Regions from separate parts of the Mus musculus genome. Here region 2 is linked to region 1. The links are chromatin contacts, found by Hi-C in ENCODE. All regions are on one chromosome and are shown on one strand. The core of a region is the stretch at or near the end of the contact, and the rest is flanking DNA. Distances in the headings are between cores, read along the strand shown.

What was found. A loop is a pair of places that touch in the nucleus more often than their neighbours do.
Region 2: a loop to region 1 is called in a map of T-helper 2 cell, with 7 times the contacts of the local background. The contact joins the promoter of Tssc4 here to the promoter of Sirt3 in region 1. A Hi-C loop is called at or near these places in 2 of 37 maps with a recorded cell type or tissue (T-helper 17 cell and T-helper 2 cell).

The regions. Positions count from the first base shown.
Region 1 is chr7:140,878,427-140,885,761 of GRCm38, reverse strand. It overlaps Sirt3 (sirtuin 3), which reads left to right and starts at 3,893. Exons shown (of 7, transcript NM_001127351.1): 1 at 3,893-3,999. It overlaps Psmd13 (proteasome (prosome, macropain) 26S subunit, non-ATPase, 13), which reads right to left and starts at 3,368. Exons shown (of 13, transcript NM_011875.4): 1 at 3,196-3,368; 2 at 2,184-2,262. The coding sequence starts at 3,290.
Region 2 is chr7:143,067,723-143,075,387 of GRCm38, reverse strand. It overlaps Tssc4 (tumor-suppressing subchromosomal transferable fragment 4), which reads right to left and starts at 6,020. Exons shown (of 3, transcript NM_020285.2): 1 at 5,875-6,020; 2 at 5,538-5,633; 3 at 4,301-5,452. The coding sequence starts at 5,431. The coding sequence ends at 4,478. Cd81 (CD81 antigen) reads right to left here. Exons shown (of 8, transcript NM_133655.2): 8 at 7,458-7,665. Trpm5 (transient receptor potential cation channel, subfamily M, member 5) reads left to right here. Exons shown (of 25, transcript NM_020277.2): 21 at 785-966; 22 at 1,287-1,419; 23 at 2,154-2,226; 24 at 2,591-2,657; 25 at 2,952-3,859. The coding sequence ends at 3,040.

The DNA.
Region 1 (7,335 bases), core at 2,644-5,143:
TGTGGACACACCACGTGTGTCAAATGCTGAGCTTCCAAAGCTCCTACACTACTGGAGAAGACAGAACAAACAAATGCTGATATTCTTAATTTAAGAAACACAGAAACAGGGCTGGTGAGGTGGCTCAGTGATTAAGAGCACTGACTGCTCTTCCGAAGGTCCTGAGTTCAGATCCCAGCAACCACATGGTAGCTCACAACCATCTGTGATGAAATCTGATGCCCTCTTCTGGTGTGTCTGAGTCAGCTATAGTGTACTTACTTAAAATTAACAATAAATAAATCTTTGGGCCGGAGTGAGCAGAGGTCCTGAGTTCAATTCCCAGCAACCATATGATGGCTCACAGCCATCTGTACAGCTACACTGTACTCATATACATAAAATAAATAAATGAATCTTTAAAAAACAAAAACAAAAACACAGAATCGGGCTGGAGAGGTGGCTCAGCGGTTACGAGCACCTGTTGCTATTGCAGAGTTCTTATCACCCACATGATGGAGGACTCATAACCATCTGAAACACCTATTCCAGGGGATCGATTGAATGCCCTCTTCTGATCTCCAAGAGCATCAAGTATGCTTGTGGTGCACATACCCATGAAGGCAAACCATTCCTACATACAATAAAAACCATCACAAAAAGAAACAAAGATGGGGAGAGGGGCATATCAACTGAAGATTAGAAAGCAAAGAATATGAAAATATATCACTATGATATAGAACATGCAGTGTGTGATTTATCATTCCCACATAATTCTTAAGACAGAATACAAACAACTGCAAATCCTTTTTTTTTTTCCGAGACAGGGTTTCTCTGTGTAGCCCTGGCTATCCTGGAACTCACTCTGTAGACCAGGCTGGCCTTGAACTCAGAAATCCACCTGCCTCTGCCTCCCGAGTATTGGATTAAATGCGTGTACCACCACTGCCCGCTTACAACTGCAAATTCTTAAGAGTAGTAAAATGTCAAACTGATAAGTAAAAAACATTTAAGCTTCACAATGTATTCAGGAGAAATAACTAAAGCTACAATTATAAACTAATTATTCTTTACAAATTCAGATGATGACAAGAAAGTTCCAGAAAGAAGGCTTCTGGTGAGAAAATTCCTGGGTATTCCTTAAGGACTCTGACAAAGCATGGGAAAGAGTGTGTTTTTATTTTTTTTCTGCTGACAAAATTTAAAAAATGCTCCATTAGAGAGATAGCATAGTACCACGTCCCCTCAACCCTCTCACCTTCAAATGAAGAGGACTTCTCTTTTCTACACTACTCTGGCCAGAAATCTCTGGGCAAGTGGAACCCTTGTGCGTGGATGGGCTGGGAGAGCTGGGAAGTGAGGAGAGCCCTTTAAACCGTCCCTCTCCCTAGCAGTCTTGCTGTGTAACCCAGGTTAGTCTTTAACTAACCATCTTCCAGATTCAAGTTTCTAAGTGCTGGGATTGCAGGTGTGCCATTGGCCCCTTTTGGTGCTGTCTCGTGAGGTGCATGCATAGGGCCTGTGGATGGAAGCACATACTTCCAGTGAGCCATTTTCCCAGCTCTAGTCTAAACTTGTAAAAACCAGAAAGTCTGTTTCAGTGTTGGGATTTATTAGCTGTAAGCTATGGTGACTTATCTACGTCTGCTATTACATATGAGAAAGAGAGAGACTTTCTCAGTGCTGTCATGAGGGCCCAGTGCTTACAGCAGTCCGTGGCACAAAGTGATTGCTAAAAGATGCAGCTTAGTGTGACCACCATAATGCCGCCCCTTCCCCCCACTCTTGTCTTTAAATGTCCATGAGCAGAGTTGGGCCTGACACTGCATATATTTAATGACAGCACTTGGAGGAGGCTAACCACTGGTGGACTGTGAATCCAATCCCGGTCTGGTCTACAGAGCAAGTTCCAGGCCAGTCAGAGCTATACAGCCACAGCTAATCTCAAACAAACCAACCAACCAACCAACCAAGCAAGCAAAAATTGTCTGGAGACGTGGCTCAGTGATAGTTTAAGAGCATTTTGAAGACTCAAACTGGGTTCCTAGCACCTACACCAGTTGGCTTACAACTGCCTGCAACTCCAGTTCCAGGAGATCTCTTCTGGCATCCTTGGGCGCACACACGTTAAAAGTAAATAAAAATGAATAATAATAGTTTGTAATTATATTCAACATCGTCTGAGCTGTCTGGTAAGTCATTACCTTAATGAGACCATCTCCTTGGGCAAAGCATGGGTCCTGCACAAAATCAAGCACCTCAAGTGTCAGCTGATGCCACAACCTACAAAACAAAAAGCCCTCAGTCCCACATCCTAATGTGAAGAAAAGGATGCCTTCAGCCTTGACGGTCCCATCAAACACCAAGTATTTCCCAGGTCCCACTGCACAGCCAGGAGTTAAAGCAAGCGCCAGCCAATTCAAGCCTATTTCTGGACTGACTTTGCTTGCACCCCCTAGTCACTTATCCTTTCAAGACTCAGTTTTCTTAGGTAACACTGGAGAACACTTTTTGAGACAGCGTCAACTCCCACTCTGAGTGTCAACTGGAATTCCAATGCCACAACCTACAAAACAAAAAGCCCTCAGCCCCACATCCTAATGTGAAGAAACGGATGCCTTCAGCCTTGAAGGCATTGGTTGTGACTTTAGAATTCTACAGCTATATTTTGAACTCCATTCTCTCTTACTTATTAGCTGAATACCTCACAGAATAGAAAACTGATATTCAATCTTATCTGTCAATAGGAAGGATGAAATAAGCCAATACTTTAAAAAAGCCAATATATGAACCTTTAGGACACCGAAATAGCATACTTCATACCAAGACTAAAGGATAATATTTAATAATAGAGATAAAAGTGTTTTGAAAAACACAAAATGTTACACCATATATAGGCAGGTACATACTAAACACTGAAAAATTTCTCTTGAAATCACTAAGAGTTTTAACTGCTGGACATTGTCATGTGGAAAGGTTCTGAGGAAGAGGTGTTTTTTCATAGGCAAATTCTTATATCAAAGTCAGCAATTCGTAATTGTTCTTATCAAAGCTGGTAAGGCTGGAACGCAGGGAGTCTAGATACAGAACCCTGTTAACAGCTCTGCTCCTAAGGCTATCTCGACCCCTTTCCTCCACATCCCTGACCCTCCGGACTGATCAGAGCCCCTGGCCCTCCCACAGTCCTCTCCCTCCCGCCCCAGCCTCGGAGCTCACTTCTTCGTGTACAGCTCTTCCAAACGGTGCCAAACGGCAGCCTGGCCCGGCCCGGAGCTCTGACTCTGCTGTAAGAAGGCCGGCACATCCTTCATGATTGCAGAGAGCTGGGAACAACACAAGCACTAAGCAGTCAGAACCGGCAGGGATGGCGCACGGAAGTGCTCGCTCACTTCCGGCACCGCGGGCGCGCGGGGCATGCTGGGAGCGTCCCACTAGCCTCACGGGTTGCGGTCGTCAAGGTAACCGCGTTCTTGACTTCCGCTAAACTTCTCCCGGGTTTCTGGCCCTGCCCTTGAGGCATTAAAGAGTAGAGGTGCCTGGGGACAGCTAGCCACTGACTGGTCACGTAGCCTCAAGCCTGCAGACTTGGGTCCTCTGAAACCGGATGGCGTTTGGCGAGGACTAGGTGTGATGCAAATCGCTCAGAGAGCATTAGTTATCACCCGCCTACTCAAGGAGGTCGAGAGCGGCGTAAAACGATGAAATCTCCCGGTTTGGCTTCCCAACCAATAAGTCAGAGTCCCACAGAGGGAGAAGCTGCCAGCACCAGGCATAAACACAGCCTTCCACACTTCGGGTTATCGTGCGGGGGCTGGGCTGGGCTCGGCCGAGGGAAGGCGCCGGAGGGCGGCACTTGGCCAGAGGGGGGGCGGGAGTAAGAGTGCCGAGAGGGCGGGGCTTGGCTCACGGGGGCGGGGATTCGGATGGCGCTTGACCCTCTAGGCGCCGTCGTCCTGCAGAGCATCATGGCGCTAAGCGGTCGACTGGCATTGGCCGCGCTCAGACTGTGGGGTCCGGGAGGTGAGCCACGGCAGGGGAGACACGGGATCTCGCAGATAGGCTATCAGCGGCGTTTTAGGGGCGGGTAGCTGGAAGCAATTGTGGGAGTAAGGACCCGGCAGGCGCGCCCTTCTACAAGGTTTTGCTGACCGGCCATCACTACCTTCTCCTTAAAGGTGTTTTTCTATGTAACTATTGCAGCACAGTCTTTGAAATATTTTATAGAAGTTCGTTGTATGGATGTCTTATAATTTATATCACCATTTCCTTATTGAATACTTTCTAATCTTGAATTATTACAAATAACGTGATAAATAAACGTGTTTGCACCCCATTTGGACCACAAATTCTCAGTAGACAGCCTTGGGTAAGGTTACGTGGTTTGTATTATTTTGAGACTGGTCTCTTGTTCAAACTGGCCTTCAGCTGGCTGTGTGAAGGAGGATGACCTTGAACTCCGGATCCACCTTGCTTCCACCTCCCTCCAAGCGTCGGAGACTACAGTCACATGCCACCACATCCAGCTGTTACTTGTGTTTTAATTGTCCCCCATAAAGGTTGTGAAACTAAAAATTTTTACCAACAGTCATACTGTCTGCAAAATAGTAACATGTCTCATAGAGTCCTGAGAGTGATCAATAATAGGGATATTTTCAGTTTGAAATAAGTGAGTATATTAAGTTAGAGAGAAATCATCACACTGCATATTCAAAAAAAAAAAAAAAAGTCAGCAGACGTCTATTGGCTATCTTTAAGGTAGCTCGGTGGAACTCCCAGTAAAGAGTCCTTGCCAGAACAGAGTGACCCTTTCAGTGAGGTTTTTAGTAAAGCAACAGATGGAAGTAATATCAAATTGGACACTTGCTACATCTAACAGAAACTGGCAGAGAAAGTTGAGATAGTCATTTGGAGCTCCCAGGTGGGCTGTCCCTCTGTCTGAGCTGCGGGATTTCCTTCCTACTGGAGGGCACATTCTTTTTCTTGCAGATACTTTCCTATACTGGGATAAACTATAGTGACTTCCACTGGAAACCGTTTCCCTTCTGTTCTCAAGGGCACAAGTGTTTTCACTCTTGGGCTGTTTTGCTGTTCTCTCTCTGTCCTTTTACATAGTTAGGGGAGCCAGCCCTCCAGACTTTGGACTTTGAGACAAACATGGGTCTGGCATGAGGGAAGGGGTTGTCGGCCTTGTTTCCAAAGCCATCTTCTCAGTGAGCTCAAATGACGCAAGACAATTTATCAATATAATGTACAAATTTGGACTTTTTTTTTTTGTCTGTGCTGAGTAACAAACTCAGGCTTTGCAATTGTCTGATAGGCTAACATGGCACCACTGAACTACACACCCAGCCTGGAGTCCTTACAGTTTTAGGGCCCACAGTCGTTAGCAAAGAAATGTAATGGAAGAATATTTGGGTAGACAATGGTATAGTCACTTGATGTGGGTGACAACATTTTATTCTTTTCAATAAAGAGTTGTTCATTTAGGCTACGGTTACAGAGCATTTTCTCTACCATACTCGTGAGTGCTGAGGATAAAGCAGGGATCAGAAAAGACACTCTAACTTGTGGAAGCATTTCTAATATGAGATCATCTGTAAGACAGTGTGGCTGTCATAAACCCTAACACAGGAGCCCTGGGATGTTTGTGAGGAGGATGCCTTTACAGAACATTCCTTCTTCTCTTGATTTTAGATTTGGGACTCTTTTGTGACTTCATCCTCTGTAACTTTACAATGTCTTGGGCAGAACTGAATACTAACCTCTGAGTTTCTTCATCTCAGGGGCTTTCCATACCATGTAGATGTACTTTAAGTTATATCTTAAGTTTGTTGTTAGATATTTGGTAAAATTTTGTCCACATGTATGTCTGTCAGTTGCAAACTGTTTGTTTGTTTGTTTGTTTTGGTACAAGTGACTAAAAATGTCTTTTATGTTCCCTGAGTGGTGCCTAGCGGTTGGCAGACACTCAGCAATGGTCACAACTTTTCTTTTGTCCCTTTTGTATTCTCATATGGTTTGTGTTTAAGAGGAGTTCAGAAAATATTAGGGCAAAACCTCTGAGTGCACTGCCCTGGGTGCCCTGTGCGCCAGGGTATTTGATGAGTGAGAGGTGTGTTGGAGCCAGAGCTTGCTTGCTGCTGCTTCTCATTCTTGTTTTTATCAGGAGACCTCTAGGAGGGTTGCAGTGACTTAGCGCGTTGGTCCCTAGGACCCGGCATGGGCTTTGCGGTCAGGCTAAGTTCTAAGTGCCACTTCCGGAAGTAGCCCCCTTGCTTCTCACTGAGCATTTCCTCCTACTGTACTTTGGGTTTATGGTGTGTGCTTGCAGGAAAGTAAGGGTACCCAGAAAACGGGGTGATTTTGTCTCTTGTGTGTTTTCCCAGCTGGGAATAAGGTTCCTTCCAAGGGAACAAAATCTCTTGTCTTAGGCTTCTCAGTGAAGCTGTTGTGCTTTTGGGGGAGTTCTCTTTGATTCCTCTGTCCTGATGGACTAGAGAGAGCAAGTGCCTCTTATCTCCACCATCTTTATGATTAGGCCCCCACAGGAGTTCTAAACTAAAAGGGCCAGGTTGCAATGAGGAAGAGACAGAGACAAAAAGGCAGGCGTGCCGAGAGAAAATCGAGACTGCTGGAAAACAGATTCTGGTGAACGCTCTACTACAGATGTTCTAACAGTTGCTCTGCAACAGCAAGAGGCCACCTAGTACGTGCTCAGATAAGCCAGTGGACCATCAGCTAAACGAAAGCAGGTCCAGACTGGGTCCCAGGGAGCACTCTCATACTCTATCCAAGGAGGTGACACAGACAGTTGGACACAAAGGCCTGTTCTGGCCCTTGGCACTGCTCCTGATGACACCTCGGATGGGACAGGATCATCCATGGGCATCTCACACTGGGTGCCTAGACCATGGGCACAAGGCACAGCTCTTGCTTGCTTCAAAGTGAATAATGCATAGCTTACTGTGAACCCAGTATGAATGATCGTGCCCTGGAAACACAGACTCGGGTTACACGAAATAATCTCACTTATGGAAGGGGTTATACAAACTTCTAGTCTCAGAACAAAAGATAGTCAGAAATTCACTCACTTACTGAATATCAGTGGGAACGTTAGGCAGCAGTAAAATCATCCTATTGGCTTCCGATATGCTCTAACGGGAGTCTTTGCTCCTGGGCTAGTGGAAGCTTGTGGTCTTTGAAGTCAAGACATTCCAAAGGTCTTATTTCATAGTCAAAAGGATGTTAGGTATCCTATCCAGGGGACTAAAGATAGCTCAAGATAAGTTTAGCTCTGGATCTGCAACATTCCAACTCTAAAGTTCCATCTGGCCAGTCAGCTGTGGTTTTCTCAGA
Region 2 (7,665 bases), core at 4,771-7,270, 2.2 Mb before region 1:
ATTTTGCTGCTGTGTCCAGTGGGCTGGACCTGCAGTAGAGAGCCAACACTACAGGTATGGACACACTGTGAGCACACCCCTGCTGTTTATCCTGTTAGGAAGGAAGATGGGTCTACAGGGTTGGGGACTCAGAGCTGTGTAAATACCCCACTGAGGAAGCTCCACTGCAGTATACCTGAGAATGTGTTTGAGGGGTGCCAGACCCCCATCCAAGCCTCCTTTCTGTGGCTCTGATAAAACTAATTGAAAACAATGTAGGACAAGAAAAGGCTTATTTCATCTTATACTCCTGGATCACAGTCTGCCACTGAGGGAAGTCAGGGCAGGAGCTCAAGGCAGGAACCACAGAGGAGTGCTGTTTGCTAACTCCTCAGGCTCATGTTTACCTAGACTTCTTACACAACTCAAGACCTCTTGCACAGGGAATGGTGCAGCCCATAGTGGACTAATCCCCCAGAGACACGCCCACAGGTCACTATGATCTTGACAGTCCCTCTATTGTGGTTCCCTTCTCAGGTGACTCTAGGCTGTGTCAAGTTGAGAGTTAAAGCTAACTATTAGCCTCTATCTTTCTGAAAGGGCTCCCAGCACAGCCAAGCTACCAACTGGATGCAATGGGGGATGACATATAAGGAGTGGGAGGTGGAGGGGTGAGATGAAAGATGGGAAATGGGATACAGGGGCGTTGTGTGTGGGGTGGAAGGTAGATGCTGGGTTGAGGTAGGGTGCTTTCATGGCAGGTAGAGCAGCTTATAAGGCAAGGGCTTGGCTATGTGTCCTGTAGCTACACATTCCAGGTGGTGCAAGGCAATGCAGACATGTTCTGGAAGTTTCAACGCTACCACCTCATCGTTGAATACCATGGAAGACCAGCTCTGGCCCCGCCCTTCATCCTGCTCAGCCACCTGAGCCTGGTGCTCAAGCAGGTCTTCAGGAAGGAAGCCCAGCATAAGCGACAACATCTGGGTGAGGCCCCAGGCTGGATGCCACTGCTCCCGAGGGGAGGGTCCCAATTGACAGAGGAGACCATAGAAGGGACTGGGGTTCCTTGTCTAGGCCCTGTCCAGGTTAACCAAAGCTCCAGGTAGACTTGAGACTAGACAGCCACAAGGCCAGCCTGTCTCCTTGCAGCCTGAAATCCCTGCATAGGGCTTATTTCTGTCATCTACCTTGTGCCCTGCCTGGTGGCATCTGCCCTCAGTCTCCCTTGCATCAGCCTGGGCCTAGACTTTCCCTAGAGGTCCACACCACTCTCCAAAGCTTGCTGCTGTCTCCCACATTGCCAGAGAGAGACTTGCCTGACCCCTTGGACCAGAAGATCATTACCTGGGAAACGGTTCAAAAGGAGAACTTCCTGAGTACCATGGAGAAACGGAGGAGGGACAGCGAGGGGGAGGTGCTGAGGAAAACGGCACACAGGTGGGGCAGCCTGTGGGACAGCAGGCATATGAGGCTCAGGCTGGCAGGTGTCATTCCTGTTCATGAGCTGCCCAGAGATGTAGAAAGGGCTCTGACAGGAGGGAGGTAAACTCAGATGCAGCAGGGCTGGGCTGACCTTGATCAGCTGGGTGTTATGAGGGGCAGTAAGTCTAGGAGGGGCTCCCCATTGTGAACATGTGGAAATGGGGGGATATCTAGCCTTTTCAGTAATAGGTGGGGTTTTCTGAACCACCTTAAGGCTGGGTGAGACCATCTAGTGCCAATAACAGGACCTCTGAGCTGGGGAAACATGGCTGGGTCACAAGACCCAGCCCTCTTGCCCTAGGAGTGTGTGTATATGTGTGGGTTGAGAGCATAAGTCCATAATTAGGCATCTCTCTCCAATGGGACTCTTTTCCTCCTCTCTCAGGTCTGAAGATCCACGCCCAGTTGGTGCTAGATGGTGGAGGGGCTGTTCTTGAATGCTTATAGGGATGACCTAGTGTTCATCCTATTGCTTGGTGGCCTATTCCAAGCAGGGAGGGGATCTCAATCTCTTTGAGGGTACAGCAGTGCTCCATATCCATAGACAGGCCCCAGATAAAGACTGGAAGGGCAGTAAAGCAAGAGGCCAACAGTTAACTGAGGCCCTGAGAAAGCAGTTAGGACAAAAAGCTCCCCCTTGTGGAGTGACATGGAAGTGTCACAACTGAGGCTGACCCTGCTTTCTACAGAGTGGACTTGATTGCCAAATACATCGGGGGGCTGAGAGAGCAAGAAAAGAGGATCAAGTGTCTGGAATCACAGGCAAGCTAGCAACTCACTATCCATCTTTCTTCCTGGGGTGGGGGCATCCTTCTGGTTCCATGGGAACTACCACAGCCCTGTACCAGCATCCTGGTGGGTAGCATTAGGGCCTGGATAGAGTGGCCTGCCCCTGCCCCAACTCACTTTCGAGACTCATTGTTGTTCTAGAGCTGGTCCAACAAAACCTAGGTTCAGCACCACATCCGGTCACTATCCCTTATCATGCACTATGGGAGGACCTGGTCCAGAGTGTGGAGTCCCAGGGCAGCAGTAGCCCTGGCAGGAGGGCAATCACATGGGAGGAAACCAACCCGGTCCCCCCAGTCCCCACCGAAGTCTCAGTACCTCCCTTGGCTCTCTCCAGGCCAACTACTGTATGCTCCTCTTGTCCTCTATGACGGATACACTGGCTCCAGGAGGCACCTACTCAAGTAAGTATGGGTTCAGGCCATGGGAATGAGATGGGTATGGGCTCCTCCCTTCAGCCACTAGATTAGGGCAAGAGCAAAGCTGCGGGCTGTGTATTGTATTAGGTCCTGCCTTCTCCACCTGTGCTAGAGGTCGGTTACCCTCGGCAGGCCACTGTTCCTTAGTGTCCCAAGGCTCTGCCTAGCACTGGCCTTGCTAGCCTTGCCACTTTCCATGTCCTGGCCCTTGCCTCACTCCTGCCCTGCCCCAGCTGAGGCTCTCCAGCTGAGGGTCCTTTCTCCCTTTCTTGCTCCCAGGCTCTCAGAACTGTGGTTGCAGGAGTCAGCCAGCCTCTGCTAGAGACAGGGAGTACCTAGAGTCTGGCTTGCCACCCTCTGACACCTGAAATGGAGAAACCACTTGCTCTAGAGCCCCAGACCTGGCCACATCGAGTTTTTGGGGCACATCAACCTTCCCCCACTCCCAGCAGCCCCAAGAAATGGTCTTCAAGGCCTTGCTACAGATCACTTCTTGGACATCCCTTCCTAAGAGAATGAAACTCATGTCTTTGGCATCTATTCGGGAGCCTCAGAAGTATCCTCTCCAGCAGGGCAAGATTTTTCATGTCCCACTAAAGCTTTCACTGGCTTGGACTGGACAGCTGGATCTGGCCAAGTCCTACATAGGACACCATCTGCCTGGATGGGGCTATTTAGGTCTAACCCCTGTCTTACCCTGAGTTCCTAAGAAGCCAACCTCTTAAACACTAGGTTTCTTTCTGACCCCTGACCCACTCATTAGCTGACCAGCTCCTAGAGGGCAGGACTCAGATCTATTGTAATTACCTCCCATCTTTCACCCCCCACAGCATTATCTGTCTGATCATTCTGGCAGAAACCCCAAGATATTGCTCAAGGGTACCCAATGCTACTTTACTTTCTATAAAGCCTGTAGACCACCTCAAATCAGCTAAACTGGGCCACAATGGTGGCTAAACGGGACATTTCAAACACCCGGGGAATATGGAGGATTGTCTGACCTAGTGAAAGGCATCTCCGTTCCTTCCACTGCTCCTCAAATTAAATGACCATCCAGGTCCTTTTTAGAGGAACTCAGAGAATGGGGACTACAGAGGCTGGGGCAGACCTGGGTCTTAGCAGGTCTAGCTAACTTGGTCCAAGTCCCTGGCCTCCACAGGAAACATTCGCTCATGCATCCTCCCTGCATCCTTCTCTTCTTCTCTGGCTCAGCTTCAGTGGAATGACCCAGCATCAGCTGTGTCTTACACACACAAGTCCTGGAGACACAGCCAGACACCAACCATATGCTGCTTCACAACTCATCCTCTTCCTATAACCTGTGGTCTGTACAGGCCCAGTGCTGGGGCTGCATTGGTTTCTGGGGGTGGGGGTGGGGGTGGGTTGTGCAGATTATGCTCATTCACTACCATCAGGGGCACAAGGCTGAACACAGCTAAGAGCCCAGTCCCTCTGGGTAGTTTCATCAGTGACAAATGTAAATGACCATGGCAAACCTTCACGGCAGTCCTCACTGGAGTGGGGAAGGCAAGGTGAGGCTGCCAGAGATGCAGTCCTGTAGTTGGCTGCCCAGGACTGTTTGGACAGAACTCTTTGAGTGGGGCCCGGAAAAAGCCACACAATTCAAGAAATATTCCAAACGTTTATTATTCATCCTAAACACTGGGGCACAAAGGCCTTCGAGGTCCCCTGACCCACAATTCCCACAGTCTCTGCCAGAGCGGCTGCACACATCCCCCTACCACAGACAGCCCACACCTTCCCACTTGGACTAGCAGGTGAGGGGTAGAGTGATAGCACTGCAGTCAAACTGAGGGTCCTCTCTCAGACCCCGGCCCCCCAGGGTTACCGTCCCTGTTCCGGAAGTGGTCTCTGCTCCGCTTCTTGCTGCCATGGAAACCAACAGCCTTCACACCTATGGGGCCTGATGAGGACTCAGGATGGGCAGCTTCTGAAGGTACCACCACCTCTGGCTGTCCCTGGTGGCCACTCCATTCCTCAGCCTCAGGTCCAGCGAGATGGGCTAGCTCCACAGCGGCCTCACCCCCCGCACCTGACCCAACCCCCTTCTTTAGGACCCTCTTCCTCTCAGCCCTAGCCTCACTGTCCCTCACTGGTTTGGTGAAGACCACTCTTCCCTCCCCACAGCTAGAGGGGTCCTGGTTGAAAGAAGGCACATAGTCTGTGTGGGACACCTGGCTTCGAGAGCTCAGGAAGGCCAGGGCAGCATCACGATTGCTCTGCTCACTGGCTTCAGACACATCCTCCAGACTGTATTTGGTCCAACGCTCAGGGTGTGACACATAGTCAGGGACTGGGAGTACCCTAGTCGGGCCAGTGTTCCCATGCACTCTGCTCAGGCCCCTTGCTGGAGTCTGACTTGGGGGAGTCACGGGCCGCCTGAAGCTGCCATTGTCACTCACACTGGTTTGGGGAGCAGAGCACGGTGCCTGCCGGGCTGCACTCTCCAGACAATCAAAGATGCTGTGGCTGCGCTGGGAGAAGGTAGAACTCATGCCTCGGAGGTGGAATGGCTGCACTGCAGTGGTGAGGGTGCCCGTGGGGGGCGATGGAGGGTCCTCAGGGCCGGAGTCCTCCTGGCCCTCCTCCGAAAGCCTCTCTGGGGACAACACTTGGACCTCCACACCACTAGGTAAGCTAAGGTCCGAGTCCGAGTCGCTGAGGGAGACGGTGTCAGAAGGCAGGGTGTCATCCTCGGTGGGTTCATCAGCCTCCAGGCCAGCCTCTGTCTCCGCCATACGACCTGACACCCGTCCCACCTGTAGCGAAGCAGTCCCAGTTCCGCCGTGAGGGGTGTATTTAAGGCCTCATCCCTCCCCGTCCTCCCAGGCTCCCGTCTTTCACCTCCACTATGTGTCAAGTGCCTCTACTCACAGCCGGACGGGAGGCCTCGCGAAGCTGGGTGGTTAAAGGGTATCCTAGCGCGCACAGATACAGGAGCTGCAGGTTAGGTGGGGTTAAGGAGAGAGTCAACCATGAGATCATAACAGTGTGGACATACAATAGATGAGCACTGGGAGATGCTGGTGACAGGAGATCTCCATCAGCTGCTTGTCCCATCACGGGCTCTCAGTAAAGCGCAGCCTCTCTAGGTACAAGCGCCACCCGGGTCCGGACGAAGGGCTGGCAGAAACAGGCACGGGAATGCCCTGGCCGCGGCCTTAGGGAGGCCAGTGCTCACCGTTCCAGCGTCCGTACACGCCTCAATACCCTGCCGCCTTTCTCGCAGCGTCCCGCCAGTTCCCCGGGATTCGGTCCTGTCCAGTCTCGCTCGGGTTCCTGGGAAACCGAGTCTCGGGCGATCAGATTTTCGTGGCTTCAGCGCCCGAGAAACTACAACTCCCAGAAGGCAATGGGTTCCCGCCTAATGTCAGCCGGGACTTGTAACCTTAACAAGCGTGCCAACCCGGAGCGCACACGGAAACCCACCCAGAAATGACGAAAAAGGAAAAGGCGGAGCCACGGTTCCCACAATACTCCAGGGCTAACTGCCAATCGCAAAGGGTTGAGGCCTGCAGCTTCGCCTGTCGGAAGCCGTCCCGGCCGGGTCCGACACAAGGAGGAAGTGCGTCACCACGCACTGTGAGCGCCAACCAGTTTCCTAGACATTTCCGGCCCTGGGCGGAAGTGGTGTGGGTCTTGTGCTTTGTTGGCTTTCTGGAGTGAGGCGGGGCCAAGGTCCTGGTTGGCTCTTGGCATGAAGAGACGTAGTGGTCCCTGGGGTGGGTTGGTTGGGGCTTCAGAGATTCGAAGCCGCTATCCTGGGCTCTGCCTGTCTGTGCTTCCTGACGCAGGAACGGACACTTTAGTTGCAGGACGCCGCCCCTACTAGTCAAGGCCACACATAATCCTCCTCCAGGCGTGGGGCTGTTTTCTTGTATCCTTAGGGATCAGAGTCTGAGACACCATGGGGCTGCTGCATGCGCCTCTCCTTTCCTATGTTTCTGAAGCTGTGCAGCAGGCCTCCAACAGCTTTGGCCTGGTGCCCATGGACCTCATAACATAGGATATAAAGGGCTCCTCAGACCAGAAACCAACCAAGCACGGAACAGGTTGCATAGGCGTGGGAGGTAGAGGTGGCGGAGACCTAGAATGTCCTAGTACAAGCTTGGGGTTCACCGACAAATAAGCCTACTGGGAGGCTGCTAGAAGCTGGGCCATGAATCTTGGCTAGGGCGTCTCTCCTCTAGTGGCCAATTAACTATGCCAGCAGCCTGGGGGAGGGGCGCAGACAGGAGACAAAGGGAAAGAGACAGTGGTGGTTGCCCCTGGCGTCCGGGAGGTTGCTTAGCCTGATCCTCAGTTCACAGGGGTAAGTGAACTGCCATCTTGCCTTTTACTTATTGAGACACAAGCCAGAGCCACCCAGCTCCGTGGAATCTTTTCTTGAGATGGATGGGGTAATGGGCTAACCTTTACTGTCTTGTCCCTGAAAAGGAGGGTGTTCTTGCAGCTTATCTCCATCATTCTGTGCTGAATTTCCCTGCTTAGGTGGCTCCTCCTACCCGACTCAGCCTGACCTGTCATGTCCAACAGATGAGTGGAAATGAGGTCAAGGCTGGCGTAAAGTCAGCATTGAGCTCCCAGTATAAGGAGGTACAAATGAGGGAGGACCCATATGGAGTGCTCCCAGGGTCCCAGCCCTCCCCACCCACTGTGTTCCACAGCCTCTATTGGACCTGCTCACCCTGTGCCTGGCAAAGTTCAGAGCTGATGAGCCAGGTCTCTGACACCGCTAGCACAGGAAGAGGTCTGGCAGTCCCATTAGCATGCCTGATTTTTTTCCTCCTTTATTAAATGACTGTTTCAAGATTTAATTACAGTTGAAGGTGACACGTTAGAAAGAATAAGTGCATTGAAGGCATAAGAGGGCTTACAAACCCAGCTCTTGAAATGGAGGCAGGAAAGGAACAAAGATTAAAAAGATGTGAGCAATGTGACCCACAGTGGGTTGAGTGGGTGGGCATGGCCC